Regions from separate parts of the Homo sapiens genome. Here all the other regions are linked to region 3. The links are chromatin loops, found by intact Hi-C in ENCODE. Cell type or tissue: ascending aorta. All regions are shown on one strand. Region 1 overlaps EFNA5 (ephrin A5). Region 2 has its middle 210 kb from the start of LINC01950. Region 3 overlaps EFNA5 (ephrin A5).

Region 1 (5,000 bases), 60 kb before region 3:
CAATACACCAATTACGTGAATACCTGGCTTCCTTTCTTAAGTGTATAAAAAGCAAATAAAGCCTTAAAGACTGCTTCACAGAGCTCTCCATGAGCAGGGCTGGGGATACACAGAAGCCAGGGAAAACAGATACAAGACTCTTGCAGTCAGCGGTCCCAGAAAGACAAAATGAGGGCTTGTCCAAAGGCCTTGTACTGGGAGTGAAGGCAAGTGGAAGGAACGAGCAATGGGGACAAACAGGTCTCAAAGGGTGGGTGACTGCCTAGAAATGAGCAGAAGGAGAACTTGGAAATAACAGGTCTGAACAAAGAGACAGCTTTATATGACAGAATAAATAAGAAGTATGTTAGGTAGACAAGAGAAATAGATGTGGTCACTGACTTGTGGAGCCTGAGGAGCTGGCAGGGGACATTCAGCATAAATTTACTGAGCTCCTATTACATAGCAGGCACTGTTCTAGGATCCAGAGGTACAAGAGTGAACAAAACAAACTAAGAGGTGTGCAGCAAGCAACAGGGTAAAGTTAGACTCTCCTGCTGACAGGCAAAAGCCAGAAATACAGACTGAGAAGTGTCAACTGCAAATGAGAAAAACCCTCGGTTCTCCTGTATTCAGGAGAGTTTCAAGAAGAGAGAAGAGAGGCTACAACACTGAATACAGGAGTGAGTTGGGGAAACAATCTGGCTGGATGAGAACTGAACTTAACCGATTTGACATTTCTGTGACTGTTGAGATGGCCTTCTCCATCGCACTGGGCCAGGATCCAGCAGGAGGAGATCACAGCAAGTGTGCCTTTGAGAAGTTTGTTATTAAAATGAAATAAAGGATGGTATTTTGATACATAGTTCTCTGAGAATACAGAGAAAGTAGTGATTCATTCTGACCAGGAGATCTGGGAATGCTGATGGTTGGCAGTGAGGATGTCCTCTGTTTTTGAACAATAAATGCAGGAAAAGAAACTGAAAAGAATGCCAGGTATGGTGGCTCATGCCTGTAATCCCAGCACTTTCGGAGGCCAAGGTGGGTGGATCACAAGGTCAGAGTTAGAGACCAGCCTGGCCAACATGGTGAAACCGTGTCTCTGCTAAAGATAACACAAATTAGTTGGGTGTGGTGGCACACACCTGTAATCCCTGCTACTCAGGATGCTGAAGTAGGAGAATCACTTGAACCCGGGAGGCAGAGGTTGCAGTGAGCTGAGATCACCCCATTGCACTGCAGCCTGGGTGGTAGAGCGAGACTCCATCTCAAAAAAAAAAAAAAGAAAAGAAATGGAAAAGGGATGATAGAGAGTCAGGGTTACAATAAGGTCTCATTACAATACAGCTTTAAACATTAGAAAACAAACACTGTCTTGTGTAATCATACACTTCTAAGTTAGACATATTTCTGAACAAGATAAAATGTGCTACATAAAAATAAATGCTGGCTGGGCGTAGTGGCTCATGCCTATAATCCCAGCACTTTGGGATGCTGAGGCAGGTGGATCACTTGAGGTCAGGAGTTTAAGACCAGCCTGGGCAACATAGGGAAACCCTTACTAAAAATACAAAAAATTAGCCAGGTGTGGTAGCATGCGCCTGTGGTCCCAGTTATTGGAGAGGTTGAGGTGGGAAAATCACTTAAGCCTGGGAGACAGAGGTTGCAGTGAGCCGAGGTCGTGCCACTGTACTCCAGCCTGGGTGACAAAATGAGTTGATCTTGTCTCAAAAAAAAAAAAAATGCTATTTTTGTTTAAATTAGGCAAATATACTTATCTGTTATTTAAGACTAAAAACCTGATTTCTTGGTCCTCCATCTAGAAAATAGTCTGTTTTAAGACAAGGAAATAGTTCTTGTTTAAACTAGAGAATGAGAAGTCTGTCAGACACATGGCCCCACTCTTGCTCCAAGTCCTTCTCACCTATTCTCAGATAAGACCCAGATCTTGGGAAACAAATTAAGGGCGCATCTGCTGGATTGGACCTAGCTGCACTGGGAGTTGCCAGAGTGCTCTGAGCAGCATCAGGAATTCCTCTGGGCCTTGTCGTGATATCATTTGCGCAATGTAGCCTGTGATGGCAGAAAATTAAGCTGGTATTTATACAGGGTATTAGAGAAGGACCCTCCCTGCACCAGGCTTAAAGTGACAAAATGTCAGCCTCAATCATCCCACAGGCTTTGGTCTCCCTCTGTAACCTCTTTCTTTTTGGCTGCTCTCTCTCTCTCTCTCTGTCTCTCTCTCTGTCTCTGTCTCTCTCTCTCTCTCTCTCTCTCTCTCTCTCTCTCTCTATATATATATATATATATATATACATACATATATACACATACACACACACACACATACATATGACACTAACAGAAAAATAAATTGAAAAGAGCACTGAGGCAGAGTGTATTTCACGCACTGGTGCCAATGTTTCATATCTCATGAACCTCGGGAAAACAATTCGTAGAACTAATTAGTTTACAGTGTTTAAGCAGCTTGTTCCTCGTCTTTAATCTTCTTTATGTAATAGTGTGAACAAAGCCATATTATCTTCTGATTTTTTTATACAGTTTAACAAATATAATCTCCCTTTTCTTTCCAGAGATTACTTCATTTAGACATCAAACTATGTTGTTGTTGTTTTTTTCCCCTGGGGAGAGGGGATATAAATAAATTGACATCTATTCACATAGGTCTCAATGGTCTACCAGATCCACCCAGGCCCTAATCCTCTTTGTTGTCATGGAATCCACCTGGCTTAATTATATTTACAGTTTTCAACGACACCACATGGCATGCAGGTTTTCCCTGAACTCTGCACATCTTCCCGAATCCTAGCTATAAGTCACACTCCAGCTGCTGTATCCGTCTCGGATTCTAGACGGTGACAAGGCACTCTTGCCTGAAACTCAGCATCAGGTCCTCAAAGAATAGAGCCTGGATAAATCTCCCCTCCAGTATTTTTATAGCCTACTAAAAGAACATGATTTAAGAGAACTCCTGACCTAAAGCCAGGGGATGGGAAATAGATACATATGTGTACAAATTAGTTGGGTGGTCAGGGGAGCAAAGAAGAACAAGATACTTAACTTACAAAAGTTTTATCTTAAAATACTGCTCACAAGTATGACTTTTAAGAGAAATTGAACTTTTTGTGCTTTCTGATTCTAGATAAATATTTAGTTGCTAAGCTGCTGGAATGCTATGAGATACATTTTGGGTAGAGTCAAACTGAAATCCAAGAACTGGGTAAGGCTAGTGTTGAAGTAATTATTATTCATCTGGTGGGTGATGCTGCACACAAATAACTACTTGCACTGCTAAGGATTTGGAGCAGAGTTACTCCCTGAGAGAGACACTTTTCAGGTGGCAGAAACCTACCTCAGACTTTTATTTATACACTGGAATCCACATTATTAAAGAATTTTACAGTCTTGGAAAAACACAGGACTTGGTGCAAACTTTCATTTTGCTTGCCTGAGAACTGTGTACTGTCCCATGGTACCCATCTGCCTTAAAGTTCACTCTGTCCTTAATTGTCAAACAGATTCATGGTAACTCCTAATTAGTGCAAAACAGGTAACACAGCTGCGACTCTGCAACTGCTGAACACCTTTAGCATCTATATCAAGCTAAGCTCAGGAGCCCTCTCTGCTCTCTCCCAAGGTTAATGGTTTCGAGTCTTCTGAGAATTATGGAGTAGGTGCCCACAGTGAGAGAGGGCGCCTGGTTCTCCAAGCCGCTGTTCCCACTACTAATAGAGTCAGCATAAGAAGCAGCCAGTTTCCAGCAACGGTAACAATGGAGAAATTTCTCTTACTGCACAGCTGCCAAATAACTTTGAGGATCTGATTCAGAACTAACATGGAAGATTTAAATGGATCCATTGCAACAGACGTTTTGCATGTTGGCACACTGGAATTAGAGGAACTAATCAGAGCCAGAGTGGTACCAGATGGTCTCTTGAGAATTCTTCTGAGTTTAAGATATGTGAGCCAATGAGACAAACTGTATAATTGCCCAAGATTTTACTCTAAGAGCACTGGCACTGGGAGTAAGACCACTAGGAAACTCAGCTCTGCCACTTTCCAGCTGTAGGACTTCAGGCAAATTAATTAAATAGGATGGTGGTGAAGAATTAAGTGAGATACTGTATCTAACACTCAGGGTACCTAGGTAGAGCACAGGGAAGATGAGGAGCTGTTAACTGTGATAGTTATGATTTTGTATTTTTTTTTTTTAGATTTCTGAGTTGAGGAATATTTGCAAGCAGGTACAGTAATTACCCAATTCAGATGTTTATAGAAAAAGAAACACATCTTAAAAATAAAGGTACCACAAAAAACAAGAAGTAGAAAATTGGAAGATGGAGAGATGAAAGAAAAATGAAGAAATTTCAGAGAAAAATGAAAAAACAAAGCAGATTTTAAAAAGAAAAAGAAAAAAAGGTAGGAAATACAAATTAAGAAATTTCAGAGAAAAATGAAAAAACAAAGCAGATTTTTTTAAAAAAAGAAAAAAGGTAGGAAATACAAATCTAAGAGGAGGGTTTGAATTCCTAATCCTGTTCTTTTTCCTTGCACTTCTATTCAAATCCCTTTTCTGCATCTCAACTTTTGTCTGCACTAGATGGTCCAATTCTAGCCAGACTTCAACTTGTAGCAGTCCCAAGGTAGAAATGACTAGAAAAAAGAAAGTTCCCTCTTAGCTATGAAGAATGAAAAACATTAAAATGCAAATTCAATGTAAAAAAGAAAGCAAGACTATACACACATTTCACAGTAGCAAATTCTCAGGCAGAAGTGGAAGCCAGCAAGTAACCCCCTGAGGTGTGCTAGTGTAACTGTTTCAAGTTTTGGGGATGACAGATAAACAGCAAGTCCTATTACTACTGAATGAATCTCTCTCTCTCTCTCTTTTTTTCTCTGGGAAGAAAATGTTTGTGATAGAATTGGTCCTTGAGAAAGAGTGAATTGATCTGTTAGCTTTCTGTGCTGGACCAGAAATAATTATTGCCATACCTACTTCC
Region 2 (5,000 bases), 320 kb before region 3:
CTAAAACGTACACTTAAAATAGTTAAAATGGCAAATTTTATGCTATGTGTATTACAACAAAATTAATATGCATATTTTTTAAATAATTTTAAACTTTAGGTTAAAAAGTAATTTTATAAACTTTTTAAAGCATAAGGAAATTTGTGGTCTCTATTGTATTCAAAGAAATGACTGTTCATCCTCATGCATAAAATTTAGGATGAGACACTGTCTTACAATTTCCTGCTTTCTGACTGTCCTGATCGATGTTTTCAGTCATGCCACTTTTTCACAGTCTGCGTGGCACTTCTCCAACAGGAAATTTACCTCAGATCTGTTCATGTCACCAATCCTCCTGTAGCTCTAGCTTCTCTGCTCCAAGTTAAACTGAAAACTGCCCTGTCATTTCTTTTAACCTTTGAGTTTGAGGCAGTTCTGAGAACTTCTCTCACAGCAATTGCTTGTTCCTCCTGGGCACCATACTATAACTAGGCTTAATCATAGAATTCTAGGGTTGAGGAACCTTGAAAAGCACTGTGACCTCTCCAACACTGGCCGCAACCACTCACAAACCATCCTCACACACTGTAGAGGTTGTGTTGCCTTTTAAAGCTCCCTCTCAGAATTCTATGCTTTAGGATTTTCTCCTAAAAACACCAACTGCAAATCTAAATCTGTCAACCTTTGTGCTAAGGTACACTTCCCTTTGCTCTTGCTAAAGTGGGATAGGGGAGAAAATTGATCACTTTCTATACTAACATTTTATGTCCATTTTTTGAAGGCCATTACTAAATCAAAGTCAGATCTCAGCTGTCTCCTTCAGAGCAAAATAGCCCTTATTCCCGAAACTTCCCCATATAAGGTTAGATTTCCATTCTTTTAATAACGTTTGTGACCATTTTTTTATTCTCTGTTAAGCTCCTTACATTTCCCTTGAGTTATGGAAGGCAGAATACTCAAATAAGGTATTTTATTAACTTTTGCAAATTTTTACATTCGAGAACCATGCTATCTTTTTAGGAGAGATTCTGCTAGACAGCTTAAAATTCAGTGTGTCTCTAATATCACCACTACTATATTTATTGTAAATATTTACATTTGTCAGTTAGTATAGTTTGATTTGTTTTACCCCTCCAAATCTCATGTTGAAAATTGATTCCTGGGGTTGGAGGAAAGGCATAATGGGAGGTGTTCTCGTCAGGGGGGCAGATCTCTCATGAATGAATGCGTTGGTGCCATCCTTACAGTGATGAGTGAGTGCTCTCTCTAGTAGTTTCCATGACAGCTGGTGGTTACGAGGAGCCAGGCACGTCTCTCCTCTTTCTCTTTCTCTTGCTTCTTCTCCCATCATGTGATCTGGACATGCCTGCTCCTCTTAGCCTTCTACCACGAGTGGAAGCAGCCAGGGGCCCTCACCAGAAGCAGATGCTGCTGCTAGGCATCTTGTACAGCCTGCAGAACTGTGAGCCATATAAGCCTTTTTCTATAAATTACCCAGCTTCAAGTATTCCTTTACAGCAACACAAATGGACTAAGACAACAGTCATTTCTCCTATTTGTATTAATTATATTCAGCCTATTCTCCCTGAGTTTACCTTTAAGAATCATCTTTTTCCAGCTGATACCAACTAACATAAATATAACATTGATCTCAAATAAGCTGTTACCAGTAACAATTACTAAACCCACATCCATGTCAGGATAGCTTTTTTAAAAAGAAAAATGCTGATCTATTTTAATATCTTCATTAACTATAACTTTCAAGAGTAACACACTTCCAGTAATTATCCAAAATAACAGATACTCTCAATATATGTTTTTCTGTGTGTCAACTTGCTATTCATATTTTAAAAATCAGGTTACTAAGTAAAGACAGTTTGAGTATGTATTATACATAAACACATTTCACTACAATAGTTCAACATCTATTGTATTATCTCCTTTACTTCCTTAAGAGGAAAAAGTTATGCAGGCATCAAAACTCCCCATTATGCAGGTATCAAAACTCCCCATTATGCAGGTAGTGTGAAATTCACCCTATACTTCCATCAAATTATAGAGGATCAGTCATGTGCACCTAGGAGTAGGAATGGTTTGCTGAGGCATTCAGGCCCAGCAAAGGAGGGCAAAGCATGATGATCATCATAACAGTGAAAATTTTAATAGTAGAAATGCTTCAAAAATTAGTGTTTTACAGCAGGCACAACCTGCAACTCCAAACCTGCAGCTTACACATAATCTCTGACCTGTTCTGGGCTCCAGACATCCTCAGTTAGGAACAGCACACACTCAGTGCCAAGCAAGACCAACAAGATTCCTAGGCTATGATGAATACAAAGAAAGGAGGGAACAGGGCACCCTTGCCATGGCAAACCTGTTCTGCCCAGTCCCCCAAGGTGATGAAATGTGTGACTGTCACAAGACTCAGTAATACTGTTATAATTGGGATGTACAGGGAATAGATGCCAGCTGCAGAAACAGTATGTACTTTGACAAGGAGTGTGTTGGAAACGACTGCCAGCCTGTGCCTGCTGCCAACTCCACTCAGCTACAAATAGAAATGACGACGCACAGTGGGCCACAGCTCTCATAGTAGCCTTTACCAACCACTGCTTCAGGACCAAGCAGGATCTAGAATTTGAAGTGGTCACGGCAGTCTTCAAATTAGTTACACATCGCAGAGTGGCACTATTCAAAGGGTAGCCACAGTACAACTGCACTGGCATCAACAGAAAAGCCTGTTGAAAAATGCAGCTTCATCCCCGACCCAGACCTATTGAATCAGAATCTCTAAGGGTGACGCCCAGGAATCTGTAGGTTTAAATTTCTCCTGGTGTTTCTTATGAATATAGGTTTGAGAGCTAAGGTCAAGCAAGCCAAATAGGAGATACCAAAAGCACAAATCATAAAACTATGTAAAGTAAGGAAAAATAATATCATCTTACATTTTTATCATGCTTTGCAATTTACCAAGTGCTCCTATATGTAACCTCATTTCTACACAACTATATTTTACAGAAAATACAATTCCTAGGAGATCTGAGTTAGAAATATACTTTAAAATATATATATATATATATCAGGAATAGAGCAAAGGTATTTTAATGATGTCTAGAGCTCTTTCCACTCCATTGTTATGACTCATAGTCATAATCATTATGATAACATGAATAACAACAAAAGGAATAAAAATGATAGCAGCCCTTCCTATGTGCCAGACATTGTACTAAGAGTTTATATTTGTTACCACTTTTAATCTCTGTAACAACACATGAGATATTATACTTCCAGTTTTACAACTGAGGAAATTAAGACTCCAGAAAATTAGATTGCCTAAGATCATAGAGCAAGTAATTATGGGTGCCTAGATCCAAACATGTTCTGCCTGACTCTAAAGCATGTACATAACCTCTCTGTTCTACAGCCTCCTTAGTGTGATTCACTCAAGCAAAGTTACAGCATTGTTCAAAGATTAAATGTGGCCTCACTTTCTCACGATAACCAGCATGGTCAGATGATGAAGTAAATGAATTTCTCAATGACTCCTTCACCACTGGTTCCTCATATGTTCTTTCACCATCAGTGTATTGAATGCCCATTCAGTGCCATATATTGTGCTTGGTGATGGGAAGACAAGGATGAGTAAGATGAAGTTGCAGTTTCTGCCCTCATGAAATTTACACTGTGGTATAAATCTAGGGTTACATCATTTTACACCAGGTCATATTTACCCTGGCCAGCACCGTGATCCAGAGATTTCCCCATTTCCCTGTCTTAATAAATATCATGATTCTCCTATTTTCTTGGCCTTGGCCAACCTCTCTACTGGTGAATTTCAGAAAATCGGATCCTTACGTTGCTAATAGCTCCTAGTGGAATCAGGTGCTACTTCTGCAATGGACTGAGATAATTACATCAGTCAGGACGTTGTCCACAGCATTTTGTTTGGGCTTGGCTCAGATATCCACTCTGTAGTAGTGTGACCTTGGAAAAGTTATTTAACCTCTTTGTAAAATAGAGATGGTAAAATGGAACTATCTCCTAAAGTTGTTATGAGAATCAAGTGAGCTAATTGAAAGGGAACACTTAGCCTAGTGCCTGCCACAGTATAGGCATGAAAAACTATTATAATTACTTGAAAAGCATTCTTGGTAATACTTAGCAAAACAACTTTGTACTAGGCTTGTTTGGAGCAACCATTGAGTTGTGCCAAAAATTAGACTTTGCCTTGGATTATGATTATCCAAATACTTCTCTTAATATCTCCTCTATGTGGTAAGAACTTGAAGTCAGCAAAATCATTAATTTCTGTACCTTCCCTCCACCCCACAGAACCTAGTATTCTGTAAATTATCTATTAATTTACATGTTTAAAAGTTTCTTTACAATCAACAGAGTGAAGAGACACCTGTAGAATAGGAGAAAATATTTGCAAACTATTGATTCGACCAGGACTAATATCCAGAATATAAAAAGAATTCTAACAATTCAACAGCAAAAATACAAATAATCCCATTAAAAAGTGGGCAGAGGATCTGAATACATATGTCTCAAAAGAAGACATACAAATGGCCAAGAAGTATACAAAAAAATGTTCAACATCACTAATCGTCAGGGAAATGCAGATCAAAACCACAATGAGATATAATCTCACCCTGCTTAGAATGGCTATGTCAAAAAGACAAAAAATGACAAATGCTAGTGAGGAGGAAAAGAAAAGATAACTCATACACTATTTGTGGAAATATAAATGAGTACAGCCATTATGGAAGACAGTGTAAATGTTTCTCAAAAAGCTAAAAATAGAACTACCATATAATCCAGCAATCCCACTACTGTGTTTTTTTTCCAAAGGAAAAGAAATCATGATATCAAAGGCATACCTGCACTTCTGTTTATCACAGCATTATTCACAGTAGCAAAGATATGGAATCAAGCTAAATGTCTATCAAAAAATGAATGAATAAAGAAAATGTGGTATATATACATCATGAAATTCTAGTCAGCCTTTAAAAAGGATG
Region 3 (5,000 bases):
CTCAAGGGAGGCAAGGCTCTATCCTGGGGGTGAAGAGGGGGAGGGGGCAAGAGTCAAAAAGCAAACAAGGAAAACACAAAGGGCATAACATTCTCAAGCTTTATGAACATACATAATTATGCCCATAACTAAAATACATAGTCAAGACAGAGGAAGCACAAAATAGTTATTCTAATGTATAATCTAAAACCAGATTGAGAATGCATGACAAAACCTGTTTATATAAGTTTGCTACGGCTGTAAAAGAATACAATATAAAAAGAATCCCATTTATTCTTGCACATATTTAAAAAAGGAAAAAAGTCTCATTGAAATGAAAATTATGTCACCGAACAAAAGCTGATTATCTGCTAACTTTCTGCCCTAATTTTATGAAAACAGTATGGCAAAAAATATGAGCAGATTGAAGAAATAATGTAATTGTATAATACATATGAAAATGTTCCCCCAATCAATGAGGTAATCAAAGATATAGAAAGTCAATCACTTTTGCTATAAATTATTAAAGCTAATGAAAAGATCACTCAATACTCTCAGATGCTTTAGGAGTAAAAATTTGTAAGAACTTATCAAAAGCATTATTCAATATACTTATACTTTAAAGATCTTAAAAATGTTCACAGATTTTGAGTGAGAAAGCCTAATTCTGGGAATCTACCCTAAGGAACTCATTAGAATATGAATAAACATTTCTGTTTAGAAATTTTAATCAAGAAAAAAAATTAAGGCTGGGTGCAGTGGCCCATGCCTGTAATCCAGCACTTTGGGAGGCAGAGGCGGGTGGATCAGGAGTTCGAGACCAGCCTGGCCAACATGGTGAAGCCCTGTCTCTACTAAAAGTACAAAAATTAGCCGGGCATGGTGGCGTGGGCCTGTAATCCCAGCTACTCGGGAGGCTGAGGCAGGAGAATCACTGGAACCCAGGAAGCAGAGGATGCAGTGAGCCAAGATTGTGCCACTACACTCCAGCCTGGGAAACACAGCAAGACTCTATCTCAAAAAAAGAAGGAAGAAAGAAAGAAAAAGAAAAAAATTAACTTTTATAAAGATTTCAATGGGATGTAAAAGTAATTATAATAAGTGATGAAAATTAATTATTAATATAATTACATAATTATATTCACGGTATGATTATAGCAAGGTAGAAAAATCAAACAACAAATGAAAACTTTCATAAGTATACAGACAAAATACTGAAAGTTAATTTATCAGAATGCCAATAGCAATTATCTATGTGTTCTTATTTTACTTTTAACTCATTAGAATTTTACAAATATGTTACACATGATAAATGTTATAATCAGAAAAATGTAATCGAAGCCTAACTCTAGCAATAGCAATAAAAATCACCACAAAGTTACTTCATGAATTATTTAGGAAGAAATAACATAAAATAAATTAGATTAGCACTGATATAGTCAGTTTTCTCTAGTATAACATTGACCTGAAACTTGTGTTGGTTACAGATTGCACTGAAAGAGCCAGGTGGTTTTGTCTAGCAGGCAACTTCTGTGTATGCACACACACAAATCCCAGATTGGGACAGACACACCTCAACTTCAAGCTCAGTAAACTGAAATGAGGAAAAAAAATTTCTTTTGAAGTAGCCCAAAGCTTAACTTATAGATTTTATACTTGATAAGAGGATAGGGAAGAAATTAGAGCCATCCTTTGGGAACTTGACTCAGTCACATGTGGGAAATTTTCCTGGTTGATCTGTAGAAATAGGCCAGCCACCATTTTAATTATTCTCTCTGTTCTACCATCTTTAAACATCTAAATTATTTTTGTATTGTAAATGTTTGGCAAACAGACTACAGTTTTATTTTTATATCTGTGTTGTTGAAGAATAAAAGTGAACATCCTTCAAAGTCACAAGTTCTGAAGCAAATGATATAGAAAAAAAATTTAACACTGAAAATTCTGAAAAATCAACTTTCCCAAAACAAATCACGACATTTTGTTAAGATCTGATTATATTTAACTCTTCTATTTCCCATATGCTGAAAGAGTTCATATGAGACAATGGGGCCACACTTTCAGGGGGAAAATAATATGTCTTCTTAAGTCTTTCTAATTTTAAAGTTCTCAGGATCATAATATTGTTTAAAAAAAGTCAAAATCTTGAAAAATAAGAAACAAGAGCCTCCTGCTTCCCAAGCTGTACTGAAAGGAAACTGTCAAAGAATAAAAAGTCAACTCTGCTAAGAGTTCCATTTCTCTGGTCCTATAGGCACAGTGAGAATTTCCTGTGGAAAAGACAAGTACAGCTGGTGTCCAATTAGTAAAAGATGGTGATGAAAGGATATAGTTATTCAGGGTCTGTTCTTTGAAAATGATAATGACCTCTGATTTCTAAGTTCCATAAGTAGAGTCTGCCGCCTGCATGCAGGCTGCTCATAAACTTCCCACTTTCCTTTTTCTGTCTGTGTTGTTGTGGTATAAGGGGGGGGTGCGGGGAGGGGGTAGGTGCTGGAGGTACAGAAGGTCATGCCTTCTCTGCCGGCAAATATGATTAATGTGTGTACAGGGAGGAGAAAAACGCCACTCACCTGGCTATCAGCCAGCCTGACTCATGCCTCTGGGCATCTTAGAACACCAAATATCCAGCAACTCTGGCTGGGGTCTAGAGAGATGTCTATTAGCTTTCACAATGTCTGGGTTAGGAAGGTGCTTCTAATCTTGTTTGTAATAAATATTAGTTCAATTGTTAGAAGTGTTTTTAATCACCTAAAAGGAAGTAAACAGGCTTGCCTCACAACCTCGACAGGCAGTGTATGTGTGACTTGTTCTTTCTATCCGGAATCACTCGGTTCAAATGCTCAGAGGGAAGAAAGATGGTCATAAAATAAAAGTGTTATATTAAAAATAAATAAATAAATAAATAAAAAGTGTTGACCTCACCCAGGCCCATTTACCGCACTATTTACACTATTGCCACACAGCCTGGCAGCACCAGGAACCTGTGTTCCCAAGAAATGGAAGAGGCCAGCAGGGAAGCACCCATGGGTCTGCTCCAAGCCCTTCCTGGGCAGGGCTTCCCGGCAGAGTTACACAACAGCTGATACATCTGTGCACACTCCCGGAGCCTCCACTCCGACAGGAGCTAAATTCATCCATCAGTGAGAAAACAAAGTAGAAGGGAAAAAAAGCTGGGGACTCCAGGTTAAAAAACAACCACAAAAGATTTTCAAAGCAACTTCTTCAAAGGCCCTTTTATATTTATTTTAAGGAGACATTTCAATTTAAGTGACGTTGTCAATCATTTTCTTTTTCAAATATGACAATGCTATTTTACCCCTACTTCTTTCTCATGGCTGGATGGAAATGAAGGGGAAAGTTATCTTCCTTACCCAAAAAATCACACAAAGAACATCTTGGCAAGGGCAAATAACTTAAATGTTTTGTTTTCAGTGTTCTTAATTTAGCTATTTTCCATTAACTTACTATTGTCATAAAAAAGTGCTCTGATTAAATAAACTTTATATACAGCATACCAAATACTTTTCTGAAGTTATCGTTTGGGAATACAGCAGACTAAAAGAAAGGAAGAGCATGGGCTGCTGCTCACAAAGTGGTGAACATGCCAAAGTATAATTTAAAAAAAAAACCCTTTTTTCATAGGAATGAAAACCATTTCAGAAACCATTAAGCCAAAATGTAGGCTACAACCATAACTTTTATATCCTAATTATTAGCCTTGGTGAAATGATCGTGTGTATAACATTTAATATGCTGTAAAATGGGATTTCAAATACCGAACCTATAAGCATCTCTTACATTCCATAGATTCCGAAGATTAAAACCAAAATCAAAAGGTGCAGAGCGGCAGCTCTGCCTCCCTAACTCCGTGAGGGGACAGGAAATCAGGGTGTAGTGTGTTCTGGGCAGTCCAGGTATTTGAAAGAGAAGCAGCTTGTCAGGTGGGCCCTGGAGGGAAGCCCATTATATCTGTGGGGGTCCTGACATTTGGGGTAATCTAAACCTTGTTACTTGCGAATCGCCCCTGGTGGGAGGGAGATTTAGAATGGATGCCTCCTTACCCAAGCAATTAGATCATTTAGGAAACAGAGAAAATGGGCAATAAGGATCTCCCTCCTAGAGAGCACTTGCTGGTGTTCAATCAGATAGTTCTGACAACAGAAGATGTGGCATTTGCTGAACAAAACAGTAAATGCTGGGGCTCAGCCCCACACAGGGCTTTGAAAATCTCTCAACGCGTAGTGCACAGAGCATCACAAAGCTATCACCTAGCATCCATAGTGTCCTTGAACACCTGAGGACCAGGCAGAACAAGGATGCATTTTTTTTTGTGAGTAACCTCTGGGAGTACCAAATGCAAGGGCTTCTTACAGACCAGGAGCAAGGTTGTTCTTGAAGAGAGGTTGTGTTCTGTGAATGATACAAAACTCTGAACTTCAAATTACACAAAAGTAGCACTTGGAAAAAGCAAATGATGAATCCTTGTAAGTTCTAGAAATTATCTTCAGAGCCAACATAAACACTTTGAAGGAATAAGAGCAATTCAGGCGCTGGTCCTGCAGAATTAACCACTCCCTCCTCAGTGTTCTTGGGATATTCCTCAGTTATGGCACTCGTCACGTCACCCCATACTAGAATTATTTCTTTACTTGCCAAACTCCCTGAGTGCCTGGAGAACACAGAATGTCTTATTCCAATCACAACCCAAATATTTAGCACAATGCTTGGCATATTTTAATTGCTATTTAAATATAAGCTGAAAAAAATTAAGTAACTTTCTCAGATATGTGATAAACAAACTCCAAAAAACTACCATCATCTCTGATCATTCTTTAACTCCCACAATGTCTACACTGTCATTTTAGTTATCACTGTCTACATCCCCATCCTTGAGGCTGATTTGAAGCCATGTGACTTGTAAAAAATCCACTGATGACAAACATAACCGACAACATCTAAAAGGTGAATGACAAGCAAAAGCACATGATGTCTACCGTCTAAAGCCCTGTCTATATCTC

Evidence for each region. A loop is a pair of places that touch in the nucleus more often than their neighbours do. Peaks named below come from ENCODE experiments on the same cell type or tissue, not always from the same donor. Only the 100,000 strongest peaks of a DNase experiment are listed, where the experiment ranks them.
Region 1: it touches region 3 in a loop (1.9-fold over the local background); 5 of 110 quality-filtered maps call a loop at or near these places.
Region 2: it touches region 3 in a loop (2.4-fold over the local background); 2 of 110 quality-filtered maps call a loop at or near these places.

Annotation. Positions count from the first base shown.
Region 1 is chr5:107,480,601-107,485,600 of GRCh38, forward strand. The region is part of intron 1 of EFNA5 (ephrin A5); the gene reads right to left. Among named protein-coding and RNA genes, the nearest start is that of EFNA5, 190 kb to the right of the region's middle. In ascending aorta, no CTCF peak of the experiment used is centred here; no DNase peak of the experiment used is centred here.
Region 2 is chr5:107,215,504-107,220,503 of GRCh38, forward strand. No RefSeq gene overlaps it. Among named protein-coding and RNA genes, the nearest start is that of LINC01950, 210 kb to the left of the region's middle. In ascending aorta, no CTCF peak of the experiment used is centred here; a DNase peak (open chromatin) is centred at 2,378; H3K27ac peaks cover 3,564 bases.
Region 3 is chr5:107,540,110-107,545,109 of GRCh38, forward strand. The region is part of intron 1 of EFNA5 (ephrin A5); the gene reads right to left. Among named protein-coding and RNA genes, the nearest start is that of EFNA5, 130 kb to the right of the region's middle. In ascending aorta, no CTCF peak of the experiment used is centred here; DNase peaks (open chromatin) are centred at 2,552 and 3,032; H3K4me3 peaks cover 1,364 bases; H3K27ac peaks cover 1,925 bases.